Linked DNA regions of Mus musculus: region 2 is linked to region 1. A link is a loop called in an ENCODE intact Hi-C map of the cell type or tissue named here. Cell type or tissue: gastrocnemius. All regions are shown on one strand. Links, peaks and the distances in the headings refer to the core of each region. The heading gives the core; the rest is flanking DNA. Region 1 overlaps Itsn2 (intersectin 2). Region 2 overlaps Atad2b (ATPase family, AAA domain containing 2B).

Region 1 (16,122 bases), core at 3,711-11,710:
TGCCCCTGAGGCACCTATGATACAAAAGATTAGAAAGTCCACAGGCCTCTTAAACCTGAGCTGGGTTCTGCATAAACATGCACCACGTTGAACTTTAATGAAAATATCTTTACACACTGTTTTTGTCCATTGCACATGAAGGCACTAATACTGCCTGACAGGTTGACTACCACAGAAGCGCTGTCTCTTCCATGTGCCCTCACATGCCAAGTGGGCAGGGCAGGAAGGAATCCCCATAGTGAGGGAAAGTCCTCAGGGCTTAATCACTTCCTGTACCCTACCCAAACCTACAGTGCTGGAGTCATGTATCAGTGTGGAATTGTGGCGGGACACATGGATTCTTACCATAGCTTATATTGCAATAAAGCCTTTGCTATTAATTTTAGGAAAGTTTGATTAGAAGTTACTCTTCTTGGCGCTGTAGTGAGAGAACATCAAGTGTCCCTCTCAGAGGCCTGGCACTTATTTACTTGTAGAGTCTGGTTCAGTTATTGCTGTTTTAAAGACAGCATCTTAGAAGTATTGTCCACCTGGAGAGCTGCCCCACATAACTTCTCTCTCCACGAAGATGGACATCAGTTTTCCTCTTGTCCCAGCAAAGGTATTTCTTACATGGTTTGAAATGCTTCCCTATTTCTCCCTAAGAGCTGAGTCCCTCTTTGATGTATACATATTCATTATGGAGTGCTGTGGCCTGTTTACACATGCTGTCTAGTACATAGACACACTTCTCATTCCTTGCCAACTGTCAGCCAAAGTGCAGAAAGTTTCTGTCTCTAGACCCTCATTATGAAGGCATTTTTAATTATCTTTAAATTTCAGCCAGGCATTCCTAAGTATTTGATTAAATATTTTCTTTTTATATCCTATATAATTCTATACTGCAACCATGTAGTGTTTCTATTCTATGTAAAAAAGATTAAATCATGTTTTAAAGTTTTCAAAAAATTCTTGGAAATTATATTGGTTTTAATCAGATTCTAACTTTCTTTTGAAAAGGAATATCAAAATAAGCTTATCTATCTGGTCCCTGAGAAGCAGCTATTAAACGAAAGAATTAAAAACATGCAGCTCAGTAACACACCTGGTAAGACGCTACAGTTGGTTTTATTTCTTTTCTAAATCATTTTTAATATACTATTATTTTTAAAATGGCATTATTGTATTAAAATAATATTTTTCCCATAAGTTAACAATTTTAAAATAATGTGAAAAATCTCACATTAACAATCAGTGGGAAGCGTGACCTCATGTGTGAAGACTGTAGGAAAAGTGGGACAGCCACATGCAGAAGAGGGAAGCTAGCCCTGCCTTACCCCAGACCTGAAAACCAGCTGAAAGCGAATTCAAGACCGAAGCTTGGGTGTAGTAATGCTTGTCGTAACACTTGGTAGACTGAGGCAAGAGGACTGTTAGGAATCTGAGGTCAATCTGGGCTGTTTAGCAAATACCTGGTCAGCCTAGGCTAAAGTGTAAGACCCTTTCTCAAACCCAGCAACAGCAAAGATAGATTCAAACCTAAATGTAAGGTATAAGTTTTAAAACTCTCCCAAAAGAGAACAGACAAAAGTACCATGACATCTTTTGCAAGCATTTTAATAAAATATGTTTATGAATTCTTTGAGGATTTCATACACTGTATTTGGTTCATATTTACCCCCACTCCTCCCTCTAACTCCTCTAAGATCCACCCCTACCATACCATCTCACCTTCAACTCATGTCCTCTTGTTGGGTTTAGCAGGTTTTTAAAAATGTATTTTATGTGTTTGTCTGTATATATGTCTGGGCACTATACTTAAAGAACAATTAGATGCTCTTGAAAAAGAAACTGCATCTAAGCTCTCAGAAATGGATTCATTTAACAATCAACTGAAGGTGCCTGAGGTGGCCAGAAGAGGGCATTGAATCTGCTACAATTAGGGTTACATACAGCTCTGAGCCACCATGGGGATGCTAGGAATTAAACCTCAGTTGTCTTAACCAATCAGCCATCTCTTCAGCCCGATTAACAGTTTTTAAAACTCACAAAACATATAAAAATAGAAACAGTAAGTTGCCATAGAAATCAGACAAGAAATATGAAACAAATCATTTTATATCAAACCAAAAGGTTTCTGTACTACCAAGATGAAAGGTGACCCACAGATTGAGAGAAAAACTGTGTCAGCCATATATCCGTTAGAGGTTTGATAGCCAAAAATATATAAGGAATATACCCCCACCCCAAATCTGCAGAATAAACAGAAGGTTACAGGAGGACTTTACTTTTTCCACCATATGTTTAATTTTATTCAAATTCTATACTTGATTTTTATACCCTAAAAATACAAAATTTTAGGTTATGAATTTAGATAGAAATTTTACTATTTCATTTTAATAGAAAATAATAGAAAATACTCTTTTTATACCTAGTTTCTCTATCCTCTATCCTGTATATGTTTTTTAAAAATCATGTACAGTGAAACCCTCTCTCTTTACCTCATAAAATGTGTCATTAAATAACCCTGTTATTAATGCTTATTGGGTCCCTGCTATGAGTAGTTCTCTGTTCTTAGATCATTGTCAGTATGCAGGAAGGTACCTGAGGAGCACATGCTGTTAGCTGAGCGCTTACCCACGATAGGCCGTGGCTTCAGAGTCACCTCACGTAATGAGGTAGATGGTAGCATGCTCCTTGTGTTTGCTCAAACACCTTTTCTGCTTTGGAGTTTTTCAAGACCTGATCTTTCAGTACAGAACTAATCTTTGTATCCATTTCCTTTGAGAATCTTTACAAGGTATTATTTGGAAATAAAAAGGATTGTCTCTGTATTATATACCTTCTGTATCTCTTTAGTTACATCATTTTGACCAGACAGGAAATGACATGAGTATTTGCCAAATGTGACCTGACTTGATATTTTTGTACTTCAGATTCAGGGATCAGTTTACTTCATAAAAAGTCATCAGAAAAGGAAGAATTATGCCAAAGACTTAAAGAACAATTAGATGCTCTTGAAAAAGAAACTGCATCTAAGCTCTCAGAAATGGATTCATTTAACAATCAGCTGAAGGTATTTCTCTCCTTTTATCTTCATGCTTTATAGCTGCTGCTTGCTAAAAAAAAAAAAGCTACTGTTAACATAATGTTACATGTTACATTTTCATTATTGCTTATACCATGCCAACTACTAGAATCATAGTACTATTTTTGATGTTCTCTGAAGTTTAGTAACTATTTTGTCATGAGCCGAGATATTTTCCCTAGCATTTCCAGGGTTTGATGACTATATGAATCTTTTTATTGGCATCTGTGCATCTCAAAAGCAGCTTCATTGCCAGCCCTTCAGAAGTAATGTCAGCAACACCCTAAGGTACAAACAGACTGGCATGGTGGTGCACACTGTAAATCCTAGAAGTTGGGAGGCTGACACAAAAGGATCAGAATTCAAGGCCATTCCTCAGCAACCTACAGAGTTTAAGACCGGCCTGGGCCACTTGAGAGCTATCTCAGAGTGGGAAGGAGGGATGAGCATGGAAATTTCCAGACTGTCTGATGGTGGTCTTCTAACACTAAGTTCTTCTTGCTGGTTTGTCTCTGTGATCTAATATAATTAATAAGAAATAATACAATGCTTAGTGAAATCTAAAGTGAATCTGAGACCATAAATTTTATCTGAAAAGTAAAGTTCATGATTCATTGAGTTACTGTTTGCCACTGCGGCAGAGCAGATGCCCAAGGGACAGTGGTAATCAGATACTGAAGCCATATGAATGGAGATAATAAAATGTTAGTTGGATATTGAAGTTTCATTCAAATTTGGGAGTAGTCTCAGTTTGCCATTTGCTAACTATTCATAAAGTTATCAGAGCATACAGTTTTGTGTAGTAATTCTTTAAGAAAGATATTTTTCATATGTTTTTTTTTATCTTACTGACTTACTAGAGTAACTAACATTAGCAACAACTATGGAATAAACAGTATGATTTTAAAAAACACATCATGATAGCTTCAGTTAAGGACAGAAAATTGAGGTGAATAATTCTGATAATGTACTTTACACAAAGATATATTCTCTAGAAAAATTAAAGCATGGCCATTGGTCAAACAAGCCAGTCTAGTTATCTTCCTTGAATTCCTTTTAAAATCTGTACATAGTTTAACTGGCCTTTTGTCTGCCTTATCTTACAGTGTGGGAGTATGGATGACTGTGTCCTTCAGTGCCTTTTGTCTCTGCTGAGCTGTCTCAACAACCTCTTCCTCTTACTTAAGGTTATTTTCTAATATCTAGCTTCCTCTTTTTAAGTTACTTTACTGTTTTCTTTTTTTAAACTGAACTATTCTTTGCCTTTATCTGATTATATTTGTTTGGAATAACGTATACAATAAAACCTTTTTTTCCTTCTGTTTGCTCTAATATGCTTCTGCTGTCTAAATGCCTGTTTGAGTCTAATGCCAGACATCAGGAAGGCTGTCCACAGGCCCTCCTTCATGAAGACTCCTGCTGGTCCCTTGCACTCTCCCTGTGGACTGGCCACATAACGGGGTGGCTCAGGAGAAAACTAAGGGAATCTGAAGGGGAAAACGCTCAGTCCCTTAAAGCCATCACTCAGGTTTCTACTTCCTTCAGTCTAGGGTAGGGTCATGGCTTGTGTGCACCAGGCTGTGTCCTAATTTGAATGTAAAGAAAAAACGTAAAGAATCAGTAATACAAGGTATCATTACTTGCCAGGCCTTGTATTTTGACATACGTACACTTGAGATAAAAATTAATATGTATAAATCACATTTTGCTGTGTTCTTAAATATACAGACTATTCAAAAATATTCAATGAAGTTCTCCTTTAATGTAGCTTAAAGATAGGGGAATTATATTAAGTACTTGCCTACCCAACTATTCAGTGCTAAAATGAATGAAATAGGCAGTTCCTTTTATATCCCACAATAATTACACCTCCACTCTTTCGAAAGGTATGGCAGATTGCAAAAGATAGTAGCAGCAAGGTCCCAAATGTTCAAGCGTGACTGATCAGGTTATCTGGTCTTAGAATTTTGCTACAGATCATATAAAGACTTAAAGTGTGAGTGTCTTCATTGTAAAATGTGTCCAGTACAGATTTGTGGACTGTGCTCATTCCTAGAAGAGTCCGATTCTTTCAGTTAGCATTGATTCTATACAGGCCAGCAGACTACTCTGTCCTGCTTTCCTTTCTTCTTTCTGCTTCCTGCCTGCTAGTTTTTCACTGCTTGTTGATACTTTCATAGAGGCGATTGAGAACACTAAAGGGGTGTGAGATCTGTCAATCAGTGGCTGCGAAACTTGACTGTGGTTACAGAGTCATGGCTGTAAGGTGATACAGAGGGATCTATTAACACACTGCTGGAAACTTGCGTTGACTCCTACAGCAGGGTCCTCGTACCATCGCAGTTGCAGAGTAAGCAGAAGCTGGGTGCAGTGGTCAGCAGTGGGTAGGCATGAAGACTATCGGCTGCTCCTGAGGCACTCTGACGAGAATAGAAGGCTTGAGGCTGAGAGATGCTAAATGAAGGGACAAAGAACACCAGAGGCTGTGAGAGGAAGGATGGGGGCTGATTATACTAAGTATGATAATTATAGATCACAGGCTCTGCTTACATGTTCACCATGCAAAGTGCCTATGTGAAGAAGCCAGATGTGGCACACCCACCTGAAGTCCCAGTGCTAGGGAGACTAGAGGGTCAGGGACCTTGTCTCAAAAAATAAAGTGGGAGCTATGTCAGCCATACTCCAGGGCACAGGGCAGGCCTCACAGGAGTAGTCAGCCAACACAGACCTGACTCCATAGGGTTGTTTGTTTTCTTTGTTCTTAAAAAAGAAAGAGAACTTAGTTGGGTAGGGAGTTAGGGGAGCAAGGATGAATATGATCACAACACATTGAAATTCTCAAAGAATAAATTAAAAACATTATTGAAAAATAAGGTAGAAGACATCTGATGTTGAACTCTGGTCTACACATACATATACCTGTGAACACACAGACAAAAGAAGAAAAAATTAAAAAAGAAAGAAAAGAAAAGAAAAAAGAGAAATCTGGAGCATAGATTAAGAAAGAAACAGAGCTGGGTGGTGGTGGTGCACGCCTTTAATCCCAGCACTTGGGAGGCAGAGGCAGGTGGGTCTCTGAGTTAGAGGCCAGCCTGGTCTACAGAGTGAGTTCCAGGACAGCCACGGGTATACAGAGAAACCCTGTCTCAGAAAACCAAAAAAAAAAAAAAAAAAAAAAAAAAAAAAGAAAGAAAGAGAAAGGAAAGAAGGAAAGAAAGAAGGAAGGAAGGAAGAAAAGAGAAATCTGGAGCATAGATTAAAGAATTTTTTTAAAAAGTATATTTTCACAGGCTGGAGGGATAGATCAGTGGGAGTTCTAGGAAAAAGAATGTGTGGGGGAATTAGGAAGTTTCAGGACAGAGAGAGAGAGAGAGAGAGTGTGTGTGTGTGTGTGTGTGTGTGTGTGTGAGAGAGAGAGAGAGAGAGAGAGAGAGAGAGAGAGAGCTCAGCCTGAAGTAGATGCCTTGGTAGGTGGGGTGGATGAGTATAAGCATGAGAGAAGAAAACAATGTGTTGAGCAATGTTAAATGTCTATTTTATTCCAGGTCATGAATTTAAATTGAAGACTACATGCCTAATTATATGATTTTCCTTTCCTTATTTACAGCTGCTTAGACACAAGCACAGACATGGCAAGTGAAATTGGTTCATGGCTTCAAATTGATTTGGGATTTTAGCAGACATTGGCTAAGATGGAAGGGAAGGGGAGTTAGAGATCTTAACGTGAGAATTATGACAAAGATAAACTCTGGTAGTAACTGCATGTAAAAGGATCGTAGATGAAGAGGTGCTGATGTAGAAAGGAAATGTTAAAGCCAACAGAGTGGGGGTCTCCGTGAAGCTGAGACACCCTTGAAGTGGCAAAGGCTCAGACTCCAAGAACCTAATGTATGAAGAATAGGGTATTTTCCCAGTGGGTGTTCTCTTTTTGATGTTACTAGAACTCAAGGCATACTAGCAGGAACAGTCTACTAAGAAGCACCTAAAAGGTCTGACCTCAGAGTTAGGCTTTGATCGGATCATCTATATAGAGGTCAAAGACATGAATAAATGAGACTCAGTGCCCGGGTGATCAGTAGGTGATGATGAAATAGCATGCACACGTGCACAGACACTGGGTGGGGTGCTCCGTGAACCCACATGTACTATACAAACACTTTTGCTGTTCTTATCAAAGAGTTTCGCAAAATCTCTAAAATGTATAGTGTGATTAAAAAGAACTCAAACAGCTTAACACTATTGACTCCGAGGATTAACTGAGGAAGTGCTTTTCCATGGAAGGAAAGCAGAATCTGCCAACACCGGAAGTTTTAGTGGTACCCTCCAGCTGGCAAGGGGTAATTTGTGTGTCAGGTATACATCTCCTTTCCAAGATGAGGAACAATAGCAGGAAATGTGGACCTGAAGACCTGCTTTGAGGCATGGGATAGGAACTTTGGTTTCTGAAGCAAAGCATCTTACCCATGTTTATGCTGTGGACTTCTCTCTAGACCTCATCTCATGTTTTAAGTGAGGGGCTAGCAGTGTAACCCAGTGCTAGAGCACCCACCTAGCATGCACTTAGCCCTAGGCCCAATCCCCAGCACCACCGTATATATTCAGATGTAGAAGTTGGAGAATATGGGAGTCTACGTTTATGAATTAAAGAAGATCTAGTGACAGGTATACCACTTTTAAGTTAAGATACCAAGTAATCTATAACTATAAGAACAGCTTCAGTTTCTACTTTTGAAAATGTCATAAATATGAGTAATATCATGGAGGTTTATTGCTTACATTTGATATTGATGGGAATGCTGGATTTCAGATAGCAGTTAGTAAAAATAAAAATCAATTTTGTTTTTAGCCACATTCATGAACTTCTGAATTCTCCTAAACATAATTTTAAAACTTTAGAAGTACATTGGCCCTTGGATTACAAACTGTTGCCGTAGAGTAAAGGCAGAGTGCTTTGGCGTGCTCATTTTCTTACCTGCTTTTCTCTCAGCTAGAGATTTGAGAAGACGAGTCTCCCCTTTAATTATGTATTTGTCTCTTTTAATTTTGCTTCTTTTTAGGCTCTGCTGCTAGTGTGAGTAGCTTTCAAACTGTTGTAGTTTACTGGTGGATAGGCCCATCTGTCATGCTGTCTCCTCTAGAGATGCTTCTTGCCTATAATCCCAGCACTGGGAGACTAAGGCAGGAGGTCTGCAAGTTCTAGGATACCCTGAGCTACAAGTGACTTTGAGTATAGTTTGGGCTACATAGTAAAAACCTGTCCAAAAAAAACCCCCCAAACAAACAAACAAAAAAAAGTGGACTAGGAGACCTGGGGAGATAGCTCACTTGGCAAAGTGCTGTCTGTGTAAGTGTGCAAGCATGAAAACCTGAGTTTAATCCCAGTTTATCCACAGAGATGGTGGGATGCTTATAAGCCCCGTGTAGGAAGTAATAGATACAGCGTGCGAGGGGAGGCAGAGGCAGTGTTATCCTAACCAAGGCTTTCTGGCTAGCCAGCCTATACTGATTGGTAAGCCCGAGGTCCCAGTGAGAGGTCCTGTCTCAAAAACAAGGTAGAGAGCCCTGAGGAAAGATAACAATGCAAGGTTGACTTCTGGCCTACAAGCATGTGTTAATACATATGCACACACACACACACACACACACACACACACACACACACACACTTCTTTCAAGGATAATGTTTCCTGATATATTAGTCTAACTGCCCTGCCTTTCTTTTGCCCTGTTGGCATGGAATACATTTTCTACCTTATTTATAAACTATTATATATTTCATTTATATTTTATCATTTAAGTGACATAGTTACAGTTTATAACTTCAGTTTTATATTTAACTGGAGTAGTTAGTCTGTTTAACATACTGACAAATTTGGACTATAAAATTTTTTTCTTCTGTTATTTATTTTGTCTCATCTATTTTGTTTCTTTTTCTTACCTTGCTCTTTTTTAATGCATTATTTATTTGTTTACAGTTTTATGCACATATATGATATACTTTGAGCATAGTCCCCCACCATTATTCTTCTTGTACTTTCTAAAAAGTCTTTCTCCTCTTTGCATTTTTTAAAAGCCTACTTCATTTAATCAGGATTCTGTCTGAGCATGGGTGGGAGTTATTTACTTAAGCTATGGCAGTTTAACCTTGGTTACACACCCCTCCCCCAGCAACCATTAACTGTCTGTCTGTAGTTCCTTCAGGGAGGGATAAGAACTGACTGTCATTTTGTGTTAACTCTATCTCTTCCTTCTCTGTGACCTAGTTATGCCTTCCTTTATTTGTCTAGTACTAGGTATCCTGGAGACTACAGTTTGCATCCTTAATTTACTTAGTATCAATATTCTGCTGATTTGTGTCTGTATACCATGTGCATGCCCAGTGCCTACAGAGGCTAGAAGAGGATGTCAGATCCTCTGAAAGTGACGTGCAGATGTTTGTGAGCTGCTAAGTGGGTGCTGGGAATCCAGAGTCTTCTGGATCAGCAGCCTTAACTGCTGAGCCCTCTCTCTAGCCCTTTTTCTTAGTTCATTGACTTCTAGTATATATATATTTTTTTGTTAAATTCCTTTCAAGCTTTTTATGAAAAAAATTCACAGAAATAATTGGGATATTAATTTGTGATTTGATAAACAAAGTCATCTTTCCAGAAGTCATTTTCTTTTGCTTTTGGCAAACAAAATGGAACAAATCACCTTAATTCAGTGGCTAACTAAGCTGATTCAAAGCAGGACTGATATACTTCTGCGGTGATTTGAATGAGAATGGCTCTCATAGGTTCATTATGTCTAAACATTTGGTCATTCATTGGTTGGTAGAACTGTCTTGGAAGGATCAGGAGGTGTGGCCATGTTGGAGGAGGTGTGTCTCTGGGAGTGGACTTTGAGGTTTCAAAAGCCTAGACCATTCATTCCCAGTAGCTAGTGCTCTCTCCTCTCTTCTCTCCTTCCCTCCCCTCTCCCTTTTTCTTCCCCTTTCCCTCCTCTCCCCTCCCCCTTCCTTCTCTCCTCCACTCCCCTCTTTCTTTACTCTCTCTCCCCTCTCCTCACCTCTCTCCCTCTCTTCTCTCCCCTCTCCTGTTTCCTTTTCCCTCTTCTCTCTCTCCTCTCCTCTCCTCTCCTCTCCTCTCCTCTCCTCTCCTCTCCTCTCCTCTCCTCTCCTCTCCTCTCCTCTCCTCTCCTCTCCTCTCTCTTCTCTCCCCTCTAATCACACTTGTAGATCAGATAGATGTATATTCTCAGCTACTGCTCCAAAATATGTCTGCTTGCCTGATCCATGTTCCAGACCACAGTGGGAACCAAATGTAGCTCTCTGGAGCTCAGAGCCTCTTACTTACTCCCTAATCCTGAGGGGTCCATGGTAGACAATCAAAATGTGCACTCCTAGGGGGAATTCTGTAGTGTGAGGTTTTTTAGCTGTACAACTGTGAGCTCCTGAAGAGTCCCAGGTGTACACTCACCCAGGAGGTATCTGGGATCCGCAAATGGAAAACACACATACCAGTTAATCTTAAAATGCCTTTTGGCTAACTCAATGACTGCACACTTCTAAACCTTCCCTTGCTACCCTAGGCCCGAAAACTCACATGGCTGGTTGGCTTTATCTCCTGCCATTACTATGTGCCCTTGAGTCCTTCTGATTCTTTCTGCATGCTTACCTGGGCAACTCTCAGTGTCCCACCCCTGTGCTCGACCATTTGCCACTGGCATCTTTATTGATAGATCAAAACCTAACTGGGGACAAGGACCTTCAGCCTCTGGACATACAGATTCAAAGCATTAGCACTAATGTCCAAAAGAATTCCAGCTTGTCTACCCAAGCCCTTCCCTGAGGTGGATGCCCTGCTGAGCTCCTTAGCCATTGCTTTCTCTCAGCTTCTCAGATAGGTGGATGCCTGGAAGGAAGAAGCACTAGGTGTTGGGTACCTGTCTCCTTTCTCTGCTTTCTTCTCTCCAGGATCTTAATCCTCCTGGGTGAGCATGCACCTAGGACTCATCAGGAGTTCACAGTTGTACAGCCAAAAAAACCCCCCCACTAGAGAATCCCCCTGAGAGTGCACATTTTGATTGTCTATCGTGGACCCCTCGGGATTAGGGAGTAAGTAAGAGGCTCTGGGTGCCCTTACAGTACTCCAGTTCCTGCAAATGAGTGTCTTTTATATCTTATTCAACTTCCTAGTTCTTGGCAGAACTTGAAACTATAAGAATTCCTCAGTTTTTGCTGGGAGAGGTCCCGATTATTAGACTTTTTGTCCTAAGTCAGCCATTGGAAGAAGGCCCATTTCAAGGACTCAAGGCTTAAAATAAAACCTCCTTGGAAAGCTACTGCAGCTCTCAGTCTTAAAGAATACGTTGGAGGCTAATGTTACACAGATTAAGATCATGCATTAATTTGGATTCTCTTTATACTCCCTCAAAATATAGAATTCTCTTTAGTCCTGGCTTCTATCACTAATTGCTAGTATTTATTGAGAATCTAAGTATGAAACCTGCAATACTATAAGCACTTTACCTGGATTAATTCATTTTATCTGAACAGCAGCTCTGTGAGACATGTTCAAATTAGGAAACTAAAACTTTCATGCGCTAATACAAGTATAGTTGACAGAACCTGACTCAGACTTTTGTGGACGTCTCCTAGAGGCATTCTCTCTAACATTAAACAACCCATAACCACTGTCCTCTTTTGTTTCTCAGTAGAACTTAGAGACAAAAACAACAAATAAAATCACAGAAGCTAAGAGCTGTGTGAGACTTAACCTGAACACAGCATTTGTGTAAGTCCCAGACATTTGGACAGTCTCAGTCACCACACTACCCCTAGGCCAGGTATACAGCTCAGCTGGTTTACCTCTGGCTTAGCGTGGTTCTGGAAATATACAGGTTTTCCTGATTTGGGTTTGGAGTTCTGTCACTAGGAGGGTGAGGGGACACCATACATTTGAAAAAAAAAAAAAAAAAGCAACTAAAACACATTCAGATATTGTCTAGCTCTATTATTTACCATTAAATTTCTTTTAATTATTTTAGGAATTATTAATAATTCCCCTCCTTTCTCTTCTCTTCTCTTCTCTTCTCTTCTCTTCTCTTCTCTTCTCTTCTCTTCTCTTTTTCTGTTGGTGGGTGGTTGTTTGGTTGTTGTTAGTTTTCTTCAGCCTCTTTTTCTTTCTTCCTTTTTCTATTACTGTTAAGTATTTGTAGATTCACAATAGTGACTATTGAAAGACAGCCAGGATGAGTGGGTGGGAGGTCAGCTTCTGGGAAGGGCCATTCCTACCACACTGCGCATGGAATTGAAGACCAGCCCCGGGTCCTCATCGACACCTTCTTCTCTAGTCTTTACCTCTGTGTTTTATGTTGGCCTCGTTCCTGTCAGTCCTGACTCATGGTTGGTAAGGGACTCAGATTTAGTTTATCTCAGACAAGTTTCTCCTTACAATACCTAATCAAGGTATTTGTATCCTGGAAAAAAATTCTGACCCAATTTGGATCATATTCATGTCCTTTTGAGCATTCATTCTCAGCAGGGAAATGAAGTGCTGTGATCTTTTAGACCAAGTGTAGTGATTGCTTCTGAATAGACAGACAGAGGACACTGAGACCTGCCAAAACCACATGTCAAAAAGTCATTGTGTCTACTTGTGATCCTAGCACTGAGACAGTGAAGACGGATCCCTGAGGCTTGTTAGCCAGCCAGCCCAAAGTACTAGGCAAGTTTCAGGCCAGTGAGAGGCTCTGTCTCAAAACAAGGAGTTTGGTGCCTAAGAAATGACACCCAAGTTTGACCTTGACCTCTGGCCTACAACACACACACACACACACACACACACACACACACACATATCACAAAATTTTTCTTTAAATGTTATTACCAGCAAATTTTCCATATTTTAATGAATTGTATTTTCTATCAAAAGTAATACTTCAAACAACTGGTTTATTAAATATTTTATGTTCTTTATATGTGAACTGATGTGGAAATAGATATGCCTTAGTAGATGCATGAAGTACTTACTATAGTTAAAACTTTTATATCCTGTGAATAGGTTTTTTTTAACCTTTAAATCTCTTTTAAATTTAATTATACATGTCTTAGTAATTTGTTTTTTAATGCAAATGCTATATTATTAAATATGATTAAAATATTTAAGTATTGACTTACTTTTATTTTATCCTTAGGAACTCAGAGAAAGCTATAATACACAGCAGTTAGCCCTTGAACAACTTCATAAAATCAAACGTGACAAATTGAAGGAAATCGAAAGAAAAAGATTAGAGCAAATTCAAAAAAAGAAACTAGAAGATGAGGCTGCAAGGTAATTGTATTGTACTATACTATTAAGTGAATGTGTCATGAATGTATTGTAGTATTTTACTATTGAAATTCTGCTCAGCAGTGGTGGTGTGCGCCTTTAATCCCAGCACTCAGGGGCAGAAGCAGGCAGATCACTGTGAGTTCCAGCATAGCCTGGTCTACTGAGTGAGTTCCAGGACAGCCAAGGCTACATAGAGAAACCCTGTCTCAAACAAAACAAAATAAAATGCTAGCTTTTGTTGCACATTGCTTTTGTTTATGAAATTTAAAGGGAATAAAAGTATTATTTTTAAATACCACTCAGATTCCAATTCTATAAATTCAATTCTCCTTTTAGGCATTAAGTTTTCATTAACCAATTATATGGTCTAGTAGTGAAAGAGAAGAACATGGGAGTCAGATCTGGATTAGGATTTTTAGTCTTCCCTTTACTATCTGAGGGACCCTAGCAAACAGACCGTTTATCTTTCTAAAGCCTGGTTTTTCTATTTGAAAACAGAGAATACCATTTACCACATAGGTAATTGTAGGCTTTAAATAAATAATGTAGTTGGAATCTTGTAAATTACACATAATGAACTTCATTAGTTCTCTGGCTCTCCCATAAATCTGTCTGTTCCCTAGAAGATCATTAAAAAAAAAAAAATGAACCAGTTTCTTGGTGCCACTAAGACGTATCGATCAATCATTTCCATTTAGAGCAGAGAGATGGACAGGGACATCTGAAGCACAGACCTCCCCTTTAGCAGCTGTGTGGGGCTTGTGTGTGGCTCTTTGTTTTTGTCTTTTGTCAGTAAAATCCTTTGATTCTCCAGTGCCAGAAATGAGTATAATTGGTAAACAAATTATTTGTAAGCCAGTAATTCTTTTCCATAATAAGAAGCAGATGAGTAACATCTGTGAAAGAGCTAACAGACACTGGGGGATAAGAAGTCCATTCCCACCTCGTGAGCCTCTGTCCTTAGTGGCTTAAAATGACCAGTGCCAACACACGTGGAGTGACAGCTTTGCATGTGATGAGGGGCTGACCTGGATTCCTCATTTATGTAGCCGTGGGTTCAGACAGTTAAAGACTTTACTGTCTGTCACTCCAGATACACTCTACCCATGGCCTCCTAGCCAGAGATACTAGAATAATATAGGAGGGAGGGGCTCAGCCAGTAAATGGCTTGCCTTGCAAGTATGATGACCTAAGTTTGATCCTTATAATCCAGGTAAAAATGTGGTGTTACATAGTTCCAATTCACTGAGCAGCCAGTCTAGCCAAAGTGGTGAATTCCAAGCCAGTGAAAGACACTTGCCTAAAGGAGCTGGACAGGGTTCTTAAGGATGACACCTAAAGTTGTGTTCTGGCTCCTACCTGCAAACGTATAGGCATGAGCACAGGCATATGCATGTATGAGCACCTATACACATAAATATACTAGCACATGTATAGCCATGAGAGCACACACACATACAGGCATCAACACATATAGGCATGAACATACATATATGTCATCTCTAAAAGAATAATGCAGAAATAAAGACGTGAAGTTCTTCACTTGGCACTTGCCTTGTGCCATTTACCATTGCACAAAGGGTCTATGCGGTGCTCACCCAGTCTTGGATAAGAACTTTCTGTGGATACCTACATCTCACAGTTTTTCTCAGGCTTAGAATTAATAGTAATACATATTTTCTTTTTATTTATCTCTCTACATTTTGTCTTCTGTAGTAAACCAAAGAAGTTAAAGAGAATACAAGTAATGTAGACCTTATGAGTCCAGAGCTTCATGTTAGTACTGTAGCTCGATTCTGATATGTAGATCTCACTCAGAGTTGTGCAAAGCTTCTAGAGGAAGTGTGCTATGCTGGGCTAGAGGTTGAAGGGTGAGTCCTGGGGTCCATCTGGCCACAGTCTCTGCTACTCTGCTAAAGCTGAGGCTTAGGGAATCAAAGCCACAGGCAGGACTGACTCGTGAGGAGTCCAGGCAGGAAGAAGCCCCACACTTGCTCCGTGCATCCCTTCCTGCAGTGTTCTCCTTTGTGCTCTCCAGCTCACCCCACCCTGCGTCTGAGTCTGAGTCTCTCCTCTTTGGCTCTCTTTCCCCATCCCCACCCCTCAGCATTTCCATGTTAGTTCTCCAGCCAGCGGGAACCAGATCTTCCAGTATGCCTGTCAGCTTGTTTGAGGTTTGGTGTCCCACATATTAGGATATTATGTAAACTCTTCACTTCTCTTATTTAAAGGAAAGCAAAGCAAGGAAAAGAAAACTTGTGGAGAGAAAGTATTAGAAAGGAAGAAGAGGAAAAGCAAAAACGACTCCAGGAAGAAAAGTCACAGGACAAAACTCAAGAAGAGGAACGAAAAGCTGAGGCAAAACAAAGTAAGGATGAAGTAGACCTGCTAAGAGCAAACAAAATAAAAATAATAAACTGAAAGATGCTCACCTTTAAGTTAAAAAAAACCTTTTAAATTAAATGTGTGTGAAAAATGTATATACATGTGGGAACTGACTGAGGAGGGTAGCATCCTCAACACAACATGACAGTCAGTGTGGTTTTACTGACTTCCACAAAAGATTGCCTACAGTTTTCAGAATTGCTGCAATCTTAAATGTTTACATTGTTTACCAATGTAGCTGAGCCACTTATTTAACTGAAACAGTAATAAAATTTAAGTCTTTTTTTCACATGGAACTTTTCTTAGAAGGCGTGTCTCCTCATACAGTTGGAGTCCAATCTAACATACTTCTGTAGT
Region 2 (16,122 bases), core at 3,654-11,653, 320 kb after region 1:
GAATGAGTAGTGGAGAAAGGCTCTACCAGGCTCAGTAGGCAATATCTGTTAACGTTCTGTGAAATTTTCTTTTGTCTTTTTTTTTTTTTTTTTTTTTTTGGTATACATTCTTTACAACGTGCTTTAATTGGTATAATTGCTGAGTGAGAGCAGTCTCTGTCACTCCTGGTGTATCAGTGCTGTGTTAGTGCTTTCCAGTGTCCTCATTACTGTTCCCTGTGAAGAGAAGTTAAAGCTCTTTCCTAGTAGAGGACTTGAATACCAAAGAGTAAGTTTTTGTTCGATTAATTTGTGGTTTGGAGCGCCACTTTGGTAACTAAGGTTTTCTTGCTCTATCCATGAAGTAAGTTTTCTTTTGGGAGGAGGCAGTATGGCATTTGAAATGTAACATCTTCTATAGATTTATTAATGTTTTAGGTTAGGCATTTATCTTATTCCTGAGTTACATGAAAAATAGCTTCATTTGCCTCAGTTGAATTTTACCTTTGACTTTATTTTCTACACTTATTTGTATGTATGCTCAGATGGATCGCTTGAGTTCAAGGCCAACCTTGTTCAGAATGAGTTTCAGCCAAGACTATATATATACACATACACACACACACACACACACACATACATACATATATGCCATATTTTGAAAAATGGGAAAAAAAGAAAAAAGAAAAAAACTTCTGAAGGAATGTATTTCTGAATCTCATGAATTAAAAAAAAAAAAAATAGAACCTGGGCTGGGTGTGGTGGTGAATGCCTTTAATCACAGTACTTGGGAGGCAGAGGCAAGCATATCTCTGAATTCAAGGCCAGACTGGTTTATACAGTGAATTTCAGACTAGCCAGGGGTAAACAGTAAGACTTTGACTCAAAAACAGGCAAAATAATAGAACATAAAACCACTTTATATTAAACTTCACCCTCTTTCCCCAAGGTGCGGTTTGATAGCATAGGTGGATTGAGCCATCATATTCACGCTTTGAAGGAGATGGTAGTTTTTCCACTTTTATATCCAGAAATTTTTGAAAAATTTAAAATTCAGCCTCCAAGGTATGTCATATATTAGATATTTATTATTGTACTATTATTTTTAATTGATTGAATATAAATTAATTTATCTTTGATTATAAACTTTTATATATATATTTATTTATTTGGTATGTTCTAACAATGACTCTTAGGAATTATTATTTAGAGCTCAGAGACTTGCTTTCTATTTTGGAGTATAAGAGTCATTAAGGCACAAGATGAGATTCTTTATGGAGATGTGAAGCCCCAGGCCTTTCAGAATCGTCCTATAGCTTTAACCTTTCTTGATTGGAGGAGTTTGGTCCTTCGAGGACTCAGCAAAGTGAAAAATTTGCAGATAACGAGAAAAAGCTTTTATCAGTGCTTAGTTACTACTTAGTAATCCAAAGTGAAATGCGGTGAGGGATATCTTAAACAATGTCATTGGTGATAACATTGACTATTTTCTCTGATTCTTTCTAGGGGCTGTTTGTTTTATGGTCCTCCTGGCACAGGTAAAACCTTGGTTGCTAGAGCTTTAGCTAATGAATGCAGTCAAGGAGACAAAAAGGTAGCATTTTTCATGCGAAAAGGAGCAGACTGTTTGAGCAAGTGGGTCGGGGAGTCAGAAAGGCAGCTGAGGCTGCTCTTTGATCAGGTAAGGTAACCAACTAATTCAAGTGCTCTTTTTCTTTTTCTTTTTCTTTTTCTCTTTCTTTTTCTTTTTCTTTTTCTTTTTCTTTTTCTTTTTCCTTTTCTTTTTTCTTTTCTTTTTCCTTTTCTTTTCTTTTTCTTTTTCTTTTTCCTTTTCTTTTCTTTTCCTTTTTCTTTTTCTTTTTCTTTTTCTTTTAAAAAAAGAATATTTTTGGGCTTGAGAGATGGCTAAGTGGTTAAGAGCACTGACTGTTCTTCCAGAGGTCCTGAGTTCAATTCCCAGCAACCACATGGTGGCTCATGACCATCCATAATGAGATCTGATGCCTTCTTCTGGTGTGTCTGAAGACAGCTACAGTGTACTCATATAAAATAAATAAATAAATCTTAAAAAATACTATATTTTGTTTGTAGATACAGTTATGAGGGGACATATATTTCAATTAAGAGTATGAAATTTGGGGGCTGGTGAGATGGCTCAGTGGGTAAGAGCATTGACTGCTCTTCCTAAGGTCCTGAGTTCAAATCCTAGCAACCGCATGGTGGCTCACAACCACCCATAACGAGATCTGACGCCCTCTTCTAGCGCTTCTGAAGACAGCTACAGTGTACATACATATAATAATAAATCTTAAAAAAAAAGAGTGTGAAATTTAGGATTAGTAGTTGTAAGCCATACTTACCCTCTGTTATTTGTGGGAAACTGATTCTAGCAGTCCCCAGGATTCCAAAATCTGCAGATGTTTTCGTCTAATAAATAAAATAGTAAAGGATTTAAATATAGCTTATATACATCTTTATGTATGCTTAATGACATTTCTACATTCTTATAATATCTCATGCAATATATTTATTATATAAACAGTGTGAGCAGATGTGTCCAACCTTTTGATTTTGCAAGAACATGTTGTTTTCTCCAGAACCAGACAATTGAACTTAAAAAAAATACACAAAAATATATCATAACTTTTTAAGTAAATTTATAATCTTGGTTTGGACTGTATTCATAGATAAGGGACACATGGGCCATAGACTGGGCACATCTGTTACTTTAAGTAAAGACAAGGAAAAAATCTTTGTACATGTTTGTACAGATGCAAGATTACAAACCATTTTTGGTGTGCGTGATTGAAGCTGCATGAAGTGTGCAGAGCTCGCAGAGGTGAATCTCCTTACACTTAGGCCCACGTCCTAGGACTCTGAGGATGATGATGGTGATCCACAAAGCACCTGCTGTGGTTGACTGTTAGTCTCACTGGAAACCTGGGATGGAAAGTAATCGTAGATTATAGTGTTACTGAGGAAATGGCACACATAGAAAATGTTAAATATTTGTGGGAGGAATCTTATAAAACCCTATGCTATTTACTGTCATAGTTGTATTGTAGATGCTTTCCTGTCACTATAGTAAGTGCTTGGGCCAGTTTCCTAGGTGGAGAACAAGTACATCTGCTCTCATGTTTGCTGGTCTTAGCCTCGATTAGTACCTTGCTAACAAAGTACATGATGCTGGAGCAAATGTCAGAACAAAACTTCTCACATTATAGTTCATTAGTCGGAAAGGAAAGGTGAAATAGTAGGCCAGACCTATGACACATGGCCTCCTGAACATTGTACCACCTTTTAATCTAAGTGCTACCCTAATGGTTCAGAAATTTAAAAAATGAATGTTTGAGATATACTTACTCAGACCATGCTAGATTGTAAACACGTGATTTGTGGAATTCAGAAATGAAGGAATGCTTTGAAAGTGCAGCATGAGATAAATGAGTAGCTAACTGTAACGGCTACTTTTAAAGTGTTATTTTCCCAAACAGAGAGAACATGGTAGTATGCAATTGTCCCAGATATTTTTATTATTATCAGTGTGTGTTTAAGGCCTGAGTTCAATCCCCGGAATCACAACAAATAAACCTAACAGTGAAAGAGTCCCCGTCCTGCCCCTGAGGTGAGAGGATCACTAGCACTTGGTCAGGTGGCATAGGAGGGTGCTGTGAGCTTCCAGCTGCCTGAGCTAGTGAGTGAGAACCTGTCTCAAAAACAAGCAAATCCCAGCTTTCCTGTACTAAAAAAAAAATAAGTCCTAATATAAGTTTTCATGTGCTCGATGGATTTAGCGAAGAAAGCAATTAATTTTATATTTGATTATATATCAATTAATATATGTGAATAAAAATATAATCAAGAATTTATTAGCCATGCATTTCTGTGGTGATATATGTGAATTCTTTTGTAAGTCAGGCTTGCTGTCTAACACTTCTAATTCCAGCAAATGCTGGGTCCAGTCTGGTGGTCTTCATGGTAAAATCCAGACACCCCTTATTTATAGAATGGAAGTCTCAAAACAAAACAAAATATCCTTTACACAAAAATGTGAAGTAGATATATAATTGATGAAACAGTTAAAAAATCATTTAAAGGGGAGAGGGGGTGGGTGGGTATGGGGGACTTTTGGTATAGCATTGGAAATGTAAATGAGCTAAATACCTAATAAAAAAAATAATTAAAAAAAATCATTTAAAAGTTATTAGTATAGAGCAGGACCTAGTGGCTCATACCTTTAATCCCAGCACTTGGGAGGCAAAGGCAGGTGGATCTCTAACTTCGAGGTCATCCTGTTTACATCGCAAGTTTCAGGCCAGTCAGGGCTGTATAGTGAGACCTTGGGTTCAATTTTCTTTGTTATAAAAAGATAACATATGTCTGACAATAGTACTTTTTGGGCTGTGGGACAGCTTGCAGCTGACTCTCCTCATGATGTTTCTTTTTACTGTGATGTCTTTGTTTCTGTTGTTTGGTGTTTGATTCTAGATCCTTGTACCCATTAGAAAACGGACCCAGATCTTGTACGCACTCAACTATATTCCTCAGCCCTACTGTGTGCTTTTAAATACTTGCTGCATGTTGTACTGTTTGCTTTTATGTTCATTATTAAGAAAATACTAAGTTAAATTCAAAAATGAAAAGTAATATTAATTTTCTCTTTATAGGCATATTTGATGAGGCCTTCTATAATATTTTTTGATGAAATAGATGGCTTAGCTCCTGTTCGTTCTAGTAGACAAGATCAGATCCACAGGTAATTTTTCCTAAACTGACTGTATTGATTTTCCTTTCTCCACTTATCAACGTAGTATTTGGCATTTGCCTTTGGTTAAACACTTGAAGTCTTATAAGAATTTTTAAATGTGTCTATTTCCTGAGTTACTTTCATTCAACACAGGATTAATTTAAAGTCTGTAGCAATTTGGCTGCCTTTGGTTTGGGCCACTGTAATAGTCCTGCTGTGAATATTTGTATTTGTGATTCTGTGTGTATATTTCACTTTTTTTCTGGGTAGATCTTAAAAATTTTTTTAAAATATGTTTTAAATTGCCCCCCCTCACTCTGTGTGTGTATGTGTGTGCGTGCGCGCACGCACGTGCTCAGGCTGTCGTGCTTGGTAGCAAGCTATCTTCTGCTTAGTTATCTTGCCAAACTTTTAAAATTTTATTCTTTTGAAACAGAGTTCTACTGCGTAGCCATAGCTTGGGATTCACCAAACCGGGTTGTCCTAAAAATTGTAAAAACAACATTCATTCATTCATTCATTCATTCTGAGTGCTCAAGCAGCAGAGCACATTTTCCCATGATGTGTGCGGCGATGTGAGGACAGCTTTCAGATGCTGCTCTCCTACCATGGTGGTCCTAGGATGGAGCTCAGGTTTTCAGGGCTTGCCTCAGGGCCTTTACACAGGGGCCATCTCTCCAGCCCCACCTTCCTAGGTTATGTTCCTAGGTTATCTGAGAGAATTTGAATTGCTCCCTGTCCACCCCAAAGTCTAGTTTTCCTGTTATTCATCCCACTTGCTTTATTTTGACACTGTGATTATTTAGAAAGGTGTCTCATTCACAAATTCAGTCATTCACCAGAAAATAATGTTTGGACCATTGAATGACCATGTTGTCTTGGCACAGTGACCCCATTTCACTTCTCTTCCTGAAGGTGTTTGGTCAGTCAGGTTCCTGCCATAGTCTATCCAAGACTTGTAGTCAGCTTAAATCCCATCCTAATATACCACTTTAGCCCCTGCTTCTACGTAGTTACATCACCCATCTCTGTCTACTGCCAGGTTTGTTTCTGTTCTTTAGGATCATCATTGGGCCCAAGAAACTGGCACTACATCCATTTTGCATGTTTCTGGGGCCACAGTTAGTGCTTAACAATATTTTTGAGTATCTCACATCCTGCTCTAGAGTGCTTTTGTAATTGTGGCATTTGGAAATAGAAGGATTTTTGACCCTATGCCTGTATGCCACATCCAAATCCACTGATGGGCATAAAAGAAACCATAGAGAGACTGTACTGTGGGATTGGACCCAAAGCAACATCATTTACCAAACTGGCCTTTGAGACACATCTTCAAAGAATGCTGGTTAATATGAATGCTGCCTATAATGGGGCAGAGATATCTAGCTGATCAGCCAGATCCATTGATGTCACTATAAGCTCACAGAAATCATGAGAAAAGCAATAACGTGACAACTGAGCATAATCGCTCTCAAGTAATAAACCTCTATGGGAAAAATATAAGTGATAAGAAAGAATTCTACAAAATAAGCATAATGAAATTTAATGAATTAAAGTGAACACAGACGGCTCAACAATATTTAGAAAGTATTTCATGTTGTAAATGAGAAACTCAATAATTCAAATAAAAATTAGTGTTAGAGGAAGAAAGGGATTCCTTAAGGAGGCTGGAAGAGTGCTTAATTAACAAACATGAGGGCTGAAGCTGAGATCCCAGCACATAGAGCAATCCATGCACCTTGTGACTGCCAGTAACTAGCTTTGAGGGATTGCATACCCATTTTGGCTTCCAAACATTTGGTGTGTACCCTCCACACATATGTGCACACACATATACACACATCTTTAAAAATACAAAAGGTTAGTGAAACAGAGTAGGTTAAAAGAAAAAAACAACAACAAACGATAGTAGATATATAACATACCAGAATCTAAGAGCTATACTAAAAGCAGTATATATGAAGGCAATTTATTGTAATAAACCCAAAATAAAAGTTAAATTACAAATAAATAACTTAATTATGCATTTAGTAAGCATAGTAAAACAAGAATAAACCAAACACAAATTAGTAAAAGGAAAATGTAATAATCAGAACAGAAATAAATGGGCCCAAGAAACTGGCACTACATCCATTTTGCATGTTTCTGGGGCCACAGTTAGTGCTTAACAATATTTTTGGGTATCTCACATCCTGCTCTAGAGTGCTTTTGTGATTGTGGCATTTGGAAATAGAAGGATTTTTGACCCTATGCCTGTATGCCACATCCAAATCCACTGATGGGCATAAAAGAAACCATAGAGAGACTGTACTGTGGGATTGGACCCAAAGCAAGATCAAGTGATCTGTGATGGATAAGCTTTTTTAAAAATAATATTGACAAACCTCTAGTTAGATTAATCAGAAAAAAATAGAGAAAACTCCCAAATAAATGCAATTTCAAATCAACAAACATCTAATAACTATTATAAAATATAATTAGGAATTTTATGCAAGACTATATGATAGCAGGAAAATGTAAAACAAAAGGGCACATTGTTTTGAACATTTGACCCACTGAGAGTGAACACTGATGACATAGAAAAATTGGCTAGGACAATAATAACTAACAATATTGAGCCTGGAGTGGTGATACATGTGTATAATCTTAGCACTGAGGAGGCGGAGTTGAGAGGATCAGGAATTCAAGGAAGGCCTCAGCAGTTGAGGCTAGTCTAGGGTGTATGAGACCCCCTTTCAAAACAGTAACACTGAAACCAAACATGAGACAAAATAACCAATAAGAAGGCATCATTAGTGAAAAAGACATCCAATAGAGAGAAAGCTAAGAACAGTTACTTCATTGCTGAATTAACAGGCTTTTAGAAGAAAGTATTAAGTGTATTAATTCTTTTCCATTTGTTCCAAAAATTTGAAAGGTGGGGCAGCCTTCTAAACTCATCATCCTAATAAAAAAATCAGACAAAAACATAACAACAAAACATAACAACAAAATTCCCTATAGACCAGTGTCTCTGATGAACATAAATTGTTTATCAAATCATTCAGTTGAGGTGGTGGCTTGAATATAAATTGTCTCCCACAAGCCCACATATTTAAGAGCTTGGTTTACAGGTATAATTGATTTCCAAGAAGTAACCCTGGGAACTCTAAGCAACAGGTCAATTCCTTAATAGACTCCTAATGTCATGCAAATTGGGAGGTGGTCAAAAGTAGGGAGTGGTGGGTAATTGAGGAAGTAGGTTACTTCATTTTCCTCAAAGTATGTTTGTTACACATCAATGTAATCCCCTCCAAATACTATTGACATTCTTGAGAAAACTAGATAAAGACAGCCTTAAAATTGATATGAAAGCACAAACACCCGGAATCATCAGGAATCCTGTAGACTAGAAAACTACAAGTATTATAACACCTAATTTCAAGACATACTGTTGAAGTGTTATAACCCAAATAAGCTGCTATTGGCTAAAGAAAATCACACAGACCAATTGAATAGAAGAGATGCCAGAAATGAACCAATGTGTATATAGTCAGCTGATTTCCAACAGAAGTGTTAAAGTCAAATATTTAAGAAACTCTTAGGCTGGGCAGTGTTGCCGAATGCCTTTAATCCAGCACTTGGGGGGCAGAGGCAGGCAGATTTCTGAGTTCGAGGCCAGCCTGGTCTACAGAGAGTTCCAGGACAGCCAGGGCTACACAGAGAAACCCTGTCTCGAAAAACCAAAAAAAAAAAAAAAAAAAAAAAAAAGAAAAGAAAAGAAAAGAAAAGAAAAGAAAAGAATCACAACTCTTTTATAAATGGTACGATACATACAAGGAACTTGTATTTCCTCAGTTCAAACTTCACCCAGATTTCCCATTCTATATGAAGCCAACTCTAAATGGTCTACAAACTTAAAGAGAAGATCAGAATGCAGCAGTACTGTTTGTAGAAGACCAAGCATCCAAAACATGAGCCTGTGTGGGTCATATCAGATTTAAATGAGACCAGCGGTTAAACATAATTTTATAATTAAAGATACTAGCTCACTTTATTTCTAGGTAAGATGCCTATATCATAAAATTTCAGCCATTCAATTAGAAAACATAAATCATAGATATTCCCTAAAATAAATAATATCTCACATTTCCCTTTCGTTTGTACGTTTTTAAACACAGCTAGAATAGTGTGTTTGGGACAGAAAATTATTTTTGACATGGTTTATGCTTTCCAGAAATTGTTTCAGCAATAAAAATAAAGAATAGGAGTGAGAACAGTTGGCAAACTAAGAAAACCACCATTGCTAGAAATAGGGGAACTGCAGAGACCATACATTTCTAGACGGAGAAACAAATGGACAACACCAAGATTGCTCTCTGCTAACAAATAGAGTACTGCAACCCTCCCCAGCCTCCTGTGCACTTTCATTATTGTTCCCACCGTGCTTCCTTAATATATATTTGTGGTACAATTATTGTGTTAGTATTTAAGACATTATTACTAACAAGAATGTTTACTTTTTTTTCATTAAGTTTTGCATGGCCTTTTCTTTTTTAAACAGCTCTATAGTGTCAACCCTCCTTGCCCTTATGGATGGATTAGATAATAGAGGTGAAATTGTTGTTATTGGTGCTACAAACAGACTTGACTCTATTGATCCTGCACTCAGGAGACCTGGTCGTTTTGACAGAGAATTTCTTTTCAACCTGCCTGATCAAAGGGTAAGGGGTTTTTGTTGTTGTTGATATGTGTGTGTGTGTGTGTGTGTGTGTGTGTAAGTGTGGTATATGTATGTGTGTGTATATACATGTATACACACATGAACACGTATACACACACACACACACACACACATACACACATGTAACTCGGTTACAAAGCATATACTTTGAAGGTGATACCCCTTGCCACACTTTGCTTTCTTTACTTTCCAGTAGAGGCTACAGCATCTCATGATTCTGTGCCAATGTCTTTGCAGGAAGGACGCATTGGAATTTGGCACTAGCCATGCTACTGCTTCCTGGGCCTAATTTACCTTTCCCTAAATTACTTTGAGTTTGTTTGGTTTGTCCAGGAAGTCACTGTATTGGGTTTTGTTTGTTTGTTTGTTTGTTTTTGGTTTTTCTCTCTCTCTACACGTCAACATATTTCTTGCCCAAGTAGAACTCAGTTTCATCCTGACTATAAATACCTGACTATAAACACCTGACTATAAACATCTCCAATTTTAAGAAGAGCTGTGTGCTTTCTTTGGTTCCAGAGACCTCGCTTATAGCCAGCAAAAATGGCCTTACACTACAGCCTTGCAGACATAGTTGCCTTTTAGAAGTTCTGTTCCCAGCAGGCCCCAGTAACCTGCCCCCAAAGTTCAGCAGCAGAAGCTTTGAAGGTTGTATTTTCACTAATTTTTGCTTATGGGCTATCTTAGTTAATACTTAAAAAATTCTGTGTAGCACTCCTTGTTAATGCTTGCCTGTACTCCTAGCACTTTGGGACTGAAGCATGAGAATTCTAAGGTTGTGGCCAGCTTGGGTTTCATGGTATCTCAGAACAACTGGAATAACAGCAGCCAACTATCTATATGTAATTATTGAACAGTTCATTCTTGTTCTACTAGCAGTCATCACAGTGCTCAAGAATCTCAGGGAAAGGGAACTTCCTGGTCGGGTCTATGCAGATGCCTCTTTGACACTCATACCCTCGTTGACTCCGTTATCACATTTACTTGTTATATGTCTATAGTTGACCAAACTAGGTATTTTCCCCAATAAACTTTTAAAAACATTCATTTTTATTTTATTAGATGAGTATTTTGCCTGCATGTATGTAAGTGTACTGAGTGCATGCCTGGTTCTTGCGGAGGCCAGAAGAGGGTACTGGATCCCCTAAAATTGAAGTTACAGATGGAGCATCCAGGGCTGAGCCAGCTCTACAGCCACCCTCCCTAAAACTATGTTCATAAATATCCTGTACTAAAGTTTCATAGTTAACGTATGAAGTCTAGTTAGTTAAAAGCAGTAAATATTGTTCATTATGTTGAGGTATTTAAAAAGTGTCCCCTAGAGACAGAATAATATATGGTTATTTGTTATACAAAATGGCTTTTAGTAAATTATAAAAAGTTCTTTCCTTCATAGTTGTAATTATGTTTTTGTGTTAATTTATTTCTTAAATTTCCACGGAGAACTCATATTACAGAGGATACACTAGGAATGTATATCGCTGTCTGTGAAATGCCTGGTCTACATACAGAGAGCAGATGTGGAGATTAGGAGTGCCAGCCAATCTTACCTTTTGTAGGCTATTTTGATGCCTCAGTTGCTGTCTGCCAGCATAACTACTTGTCATTGACTTAGATTTGGATCCACACACGAATCGAAAGGCTTCAGAATGCTACCTATATAGCCTCTCTTGCTCTTTTACAAGTATTTTAAATTTATTCTTTGATAATTTCATAATTGTATATAATATGTTTTGATCATATCCACCCACAATTTTCTTCCTTCAGATTGTCCTGGATCCTCCCTCAGTAGCATCCCTTTTCTTTTCTACTTTGCGTTCTCCCCACCCCTTTAAAACACTATCTCATTGGGTCTACTTAGTGCTGTGCATATACACATAATAAATGGGTTTGGGGCCATTCACTGAAACATGGCAATCTACCAGTGTCCATGCCCCCAATAGCTTCTCAATCAGGTGTGGGGCTTTCTGCAGCCCTCTTTTATTCTTTGCCTTTCTTGTGCCAGTAATGACTGCTGCTGTGACTTCATGAATTCAGTAGCCTCACCATATCAGGATGTAGCATTCCACAACACTCACCCTCTTCACTCTCCCATCCTGTCTGGCCCTTCTGTGATGTTCCCTGAGCCTTGGGATATAGTCTCACTTTCATTGCTCAGGTGCAGCTACCACAACAGTTCAGGGCCCAGAGGTCAATTTAGTTGTAGGAGATATGGGTACATTCTGTTTTGATACAGAGAATTATCAGTTTGTGATTTCCAACAACAGGCTAAGCCCAGGGTTGCGGCCCTACCAGTTCATGGGGATATGTTTTCTTCATAGAGACATTGCCAGTGTTCTTCGGCCTGGCTTCTGGAAGAGATCTATGCTGACTTCTGCTCTTTCATAGTATTTAAGTCCATGAGACTAGATGACCTACCTCATCTTCTGTCCTACAGAATAGGCAGTGGGTGAGGAATACAAGAATAGGTAGATGTTCTTGAAGCCAAATGAATAGACCATGCTGTGATCAATTTGCACTTGTAACTGAGAAGAGAAAAAAGTTCAGACATTGTATTTAGCAACACATTTAAGTTACCAGTGATTCTCACTGTGGTTGCATAAATTTCATTAGAAGAAATTGGAGGCAATGTTCAAAAAGTATTGCTGTAAAAGCAGTCTAGGGCTGTTGATGGCTTATGAGAAGAGCACTTGTCGTGGAATTCTGATGACATGAGTTTGATCCCCAGACTCCATAGTTGGAGCAGAGATGATCCCAAGAGTTTTTCTGTGATATAGTGTGTGTGCACACCCCTCCCTACCTCCCACCACTAATAATAAATAAAATAGAAAAGGAGGCATGTAGGAACGTAACATTTAGTTTTAGCTTCTTGTCACACATTAGTGATTCACTATTTAATGTCACTAATGAAGCTTCTTTTTACCTCTTAGAACATGAATTGTCTAAACTCATGAAACAGAGATAAAAGTTGTAGGGTTTTTGTTTCTGTTTTTAAGTTTTCTTTTTATGTATATATGTGAGCACACTGTCACTGTCTTCAGACACACCTGAAGAGGGCATCAGATTCCATTACATGGTTGTGAGCCACCGTGTGGTTGCTGGGAATTGAACTCAGGACCTCTGGAAGAGCAGCCAGTGCTCTTGACTGCTGAACCATCTCTCCAGCCCCCAAAATCTTAGGTTTTATAACAAACAGGTTGATGTGAATGCCAAGGTGTTTAAAATTCTTTTAAAACAGAGAACAGCTTAGTGTGGGGTTACAGTCAGAATTTGTTACAGCAAACCCATGAGAAGTTGGTGCTGTCTTACGCCGCTGTACTCTTCTTCTTAGGCCAGAAAGCACATCTTGCAGATCCACACCAGGGACTGGAACCCAAAACTGTCTGATGCATTTTTAGGAGAATTGGCAGAAAAATGTGTTGGTGAGTGCTCCTATTTGAACTCTTCGCCTGTCTCTGCTTGTCCTACTCCGTGTGCCTTTCCCTTTATGTTGAAATGTGAATGAGTACAGTTGTATGTCTTTAACTGTGTGATAGACGGCTCTGAATTCATATTTAAAAGTTATACAATCGTTTCACTTAAAGTTTCATGGATTGAATTCTCATCATGTGAGGTGTTTGGTGAACAAAGCTTAGAAGTCACATGGGTTTCATTGAATGCTGAACATCCTTCATATTACTACAGTCTCCTCTTAGGAATTATCCCTTCTCAGAAATGTTACTAAGAAAGACAAGCATAAGAGAAAAGGCCCATGTGGATGAGCACTGTGGCCTCCCATGCGTCCTGGATAGAGCTGTCGGGCTCAGCTCTGTTCCTGCAGTCTAGAGAGAGCTGGGTGGGAGGGGCCAGCAAAGAAAATCCTTACTGCTATTTGCCTCAAATATAAAACTTTTCAACTTAATTTAAATACATCACAGTAGAAAAATGTCACCCACAGAATAAATAACCATTGATGTTCTAAGAGGATGAGAGCACTGATAACCACAGGAGATGGAATTCGAGGCTTTCTCTCTTCTAATTAGGTCTGAAATAGGAGGTTAGTAGTAACTGAATGTACACAAAGGAAAGTTCCCTCATTCTTCCTTCTTCCTGGCAAGAGAGCATGCACTAAACCCATTTCATGGTTTTTTTTCCCCATACTCTGCAAAATATAAAAAACAAATAAAAAACTACCTATCTCCATGAATATTTTAAGCATTATGAAGAAATCCCTCAAATAAATCCATTAATGATATCTACTTGGGAAAACTTCAAAGTTACCAAAACCAAAAACATCAACTTAGTTAAAAAAAATTTCATTGTGATCCACTATCAAATAATTAAAACTTAAATAGAACATTAGTCCATTCAGTTAGCTACATCCGAATTATCCTCTTCATCCACAGGGACTTCCATCTCCGAAGCAGCATCCCTCAGCTTTTGAACCACAAAGACCTCGACATCTTCTGGTGAGGAGAAAACGTAAATCTCTCCAGCACTACCCCAATTTAAGCTTTGCCTGGTATAAGAGAGCATGCGCCAGACCCATTTCATGTACATTGGCTTGATCTTTGCAAAGCCTTGTGCTGCTTTATGGGAGAGGGTGGTACTTGGTTAAAACGAAACAAAACAAAACAGAACCCAGTCTTTCCTTTTTGATCCCTCTCCCCTTTATTTATCATATTATGGTATTAGAGTTCAGATCAGACTGGGAGCTTTTGTAGATTTTTCTGTGAATCTGTCACAGGATGAGCCTTAGTTGAAGTTCATAGTTGTCTTCAAGAAGTGAGAAATCCCTAGCTATTCTAAAATAACTTTCTATTACCCTGCCTTTCATCTGAAATGTTACACACTGAAGTTTAATTCTTTATCTTAATATTTGAGTTTCAGTTTTCATATGTGTTTCAAAAGGTCAGTCAGTATTCTGCACTTTTCCAAGTGACTTACTTTAGCATGCAGTTGGTCTTTAAAAGACATTTACAATGTAATTTCTTACTGGACTGAAACTTCTCTTGCTTTTCCTCTTTTTGTGGGGTGGCAGTATGTATGAGATATGTTTATATACCATTGGCTTTTTGGAGAGTTAAATAAAATTCCAGTGAAATTAAATGGTTGTGTGTTCAGTTATGGCATTGATTTCATTTAAGAAACCAGTTCATGTTAAGAATGGTCAAATGCAGATCTTCAAGTAGGAATAGAACTACTGTCCTATTAGAACTACTATTTTAAATTTATTTTGAATATTACTATATACCTCAAATATGTTTTAACATGTATGGTTTCAGTTCAGTGGGATTTATGCCTAACAAAGATTATGCAGTCTTGGTGAATATCTGCAAGGATAGTTGGCCTTTTATAGGCTATGGACTTTGACTTGAGATACCTTGGAGGCTTTTGCATGCATATCAGGTATTCTTTTTAAGTAATAAAGAAATTTCATAAAAAGCTGGTGTCAACATTTATACAAAAAATAGCTTACAATTAATAAAACGGATTATCTAATGTTTTCTGTTTATTTTCAGTGAGAGGCTTAAAACAACGAAAACATGTCTATGAAATATCTGTATTTGGGGCTTTCATTTTGTTTGTAATTTTTCTAAAGAAATCCTCATAAAAATATTGATCCTTTTTTCTAACCTAACCCTTTATAGTTATATTTTCAATCTTTACAAAAATTATAACCTAGCCGGGCGGGGGTGGTGCATGCCTTTAATCCCAGCACTCGGGAGGCAGAGGCAGGCGGATTTCTGAGTTCGAGGCCAGCCTGGTCTACAGAGTGAGTTCCAGGACAGCCAGGGCTACACAGAGAAACCCTGTCTGGAAAAACCAACCAACCAACCAACCAACCAACCAACCAACAAACAAACAAACAAAATTATAACCTAATAGTAACATGAAAGAACCATGTTTCTTCAGTCTGTTGGTGTCCAGTAGAGCATTGTTTAGGAATGGTGAATGTGGGTTTTGAAAAAGGATGCTTTAAAAACAAGAACGTAAACGTTTAACTTTTAAGGTTGTTTCTTCTGTCAGCATCCTCTGTTTCCTAAACTAGAACACTGTGAGAGTACAAGGTGTGCTATCACTTAGAGCAGGACAAGAGCCCCTGAGGGAGGGCCAGTGTTCACCCAGAGCATTGCCGTTCTGGTGTACTGTGTTCAGTGTTTGAATCCAGTGAAGCATATAGAAGCAAGTGAATGGTTCTCAACTTTTTTGTGCATCAGAGGAATTTCTAAATTTTTCTCAAAATACATACTTAAAATTTTAAACTCTCAGAGAGTGACTCACTGTTGTGGAGCCTGGGAGTTTGCATTCATTCTGATGAGTTTTTAAAATTGAGAACCATAGATACAGGCCAGTTAATTTCGCACAAGCAGATAAAGACAATATTGTCTGCTTTTTTTTTTTTGTCTAGTAATTGTGATTACCCACTGAAAATTTTCTTTAGAAAATGGATTCTGATATTGTTAATAAAGTCAATCTTGTGGACTCAATTAGGAAAGAATGAATAGCGTATTGCCATTGTATATAATTAACATGTTACTATGGCAAATATACTGCCTTATGTTCCTGGAGGATTTATGAGTACTTCTATAGTTGCTGTTGTATCTCACCAGCCTCTGAGCTTTTCTTGTTAACTTGAGCAGCTGTTGTAAAGAGGACCACTGCGTGTCCATTCACTGTGCAGATATTTACC

The links. Peaks named below come from ENCODE experiments on the same cell type or tissue, not always from the same donor. Only the 100,000 strongest peaks of a DNase experiment are listed, where the experiment ranks them.
Region 2: it touches region 1 in a loop (2.2-fold over the local background); 3 of 42 quality-filtered maps call a loop at or near these places.

What each region holds. Positions count from the first base shown.
Region 1 is chr12:4,636,740-4,652,861 of GRCm38, forward strand. It overlaps Itsn2 (intersectin 2), which reads left to right. Exons shown (of 40, transcript NM_001198968.2): 15 at 1,000-1,087; 16 at 2,916-3,055; 17 at 4,174-4,254; 18 at 13,244-13,380; 19 at 15,612-15,748. Among named protein-coding and RNA genes, the nearest start is that of Gm3625, 51 kb to the left of the region's middle. In gastrocnemius, for the core only: no CTCF peak of the experiment used is centred there; no DNase peak of the experiment used is centred there.
Region 2 is chr12:4,956,572-4,972,693 of GRCm38, forward strand. It overlaps Atad2b (ATPase family, AAA domain containing 2B), which reads left to right. Exons shown (of 28, transcript NM_001362349.1): 11 at 929-1,044; 12 at 1,486-1,660; 13 at 4,647-4,735; 14 at 9,270-9,429; 15 at 12,781-12,871. Among named protein-coding and RNA genes, the nearest start is that of Atad2b, 47 kb to the left of the region's middle. In gastrocnemius, for the core only: no CTCF peak of the experiment used is centred there; no DNase peak of the experiment used is centred there.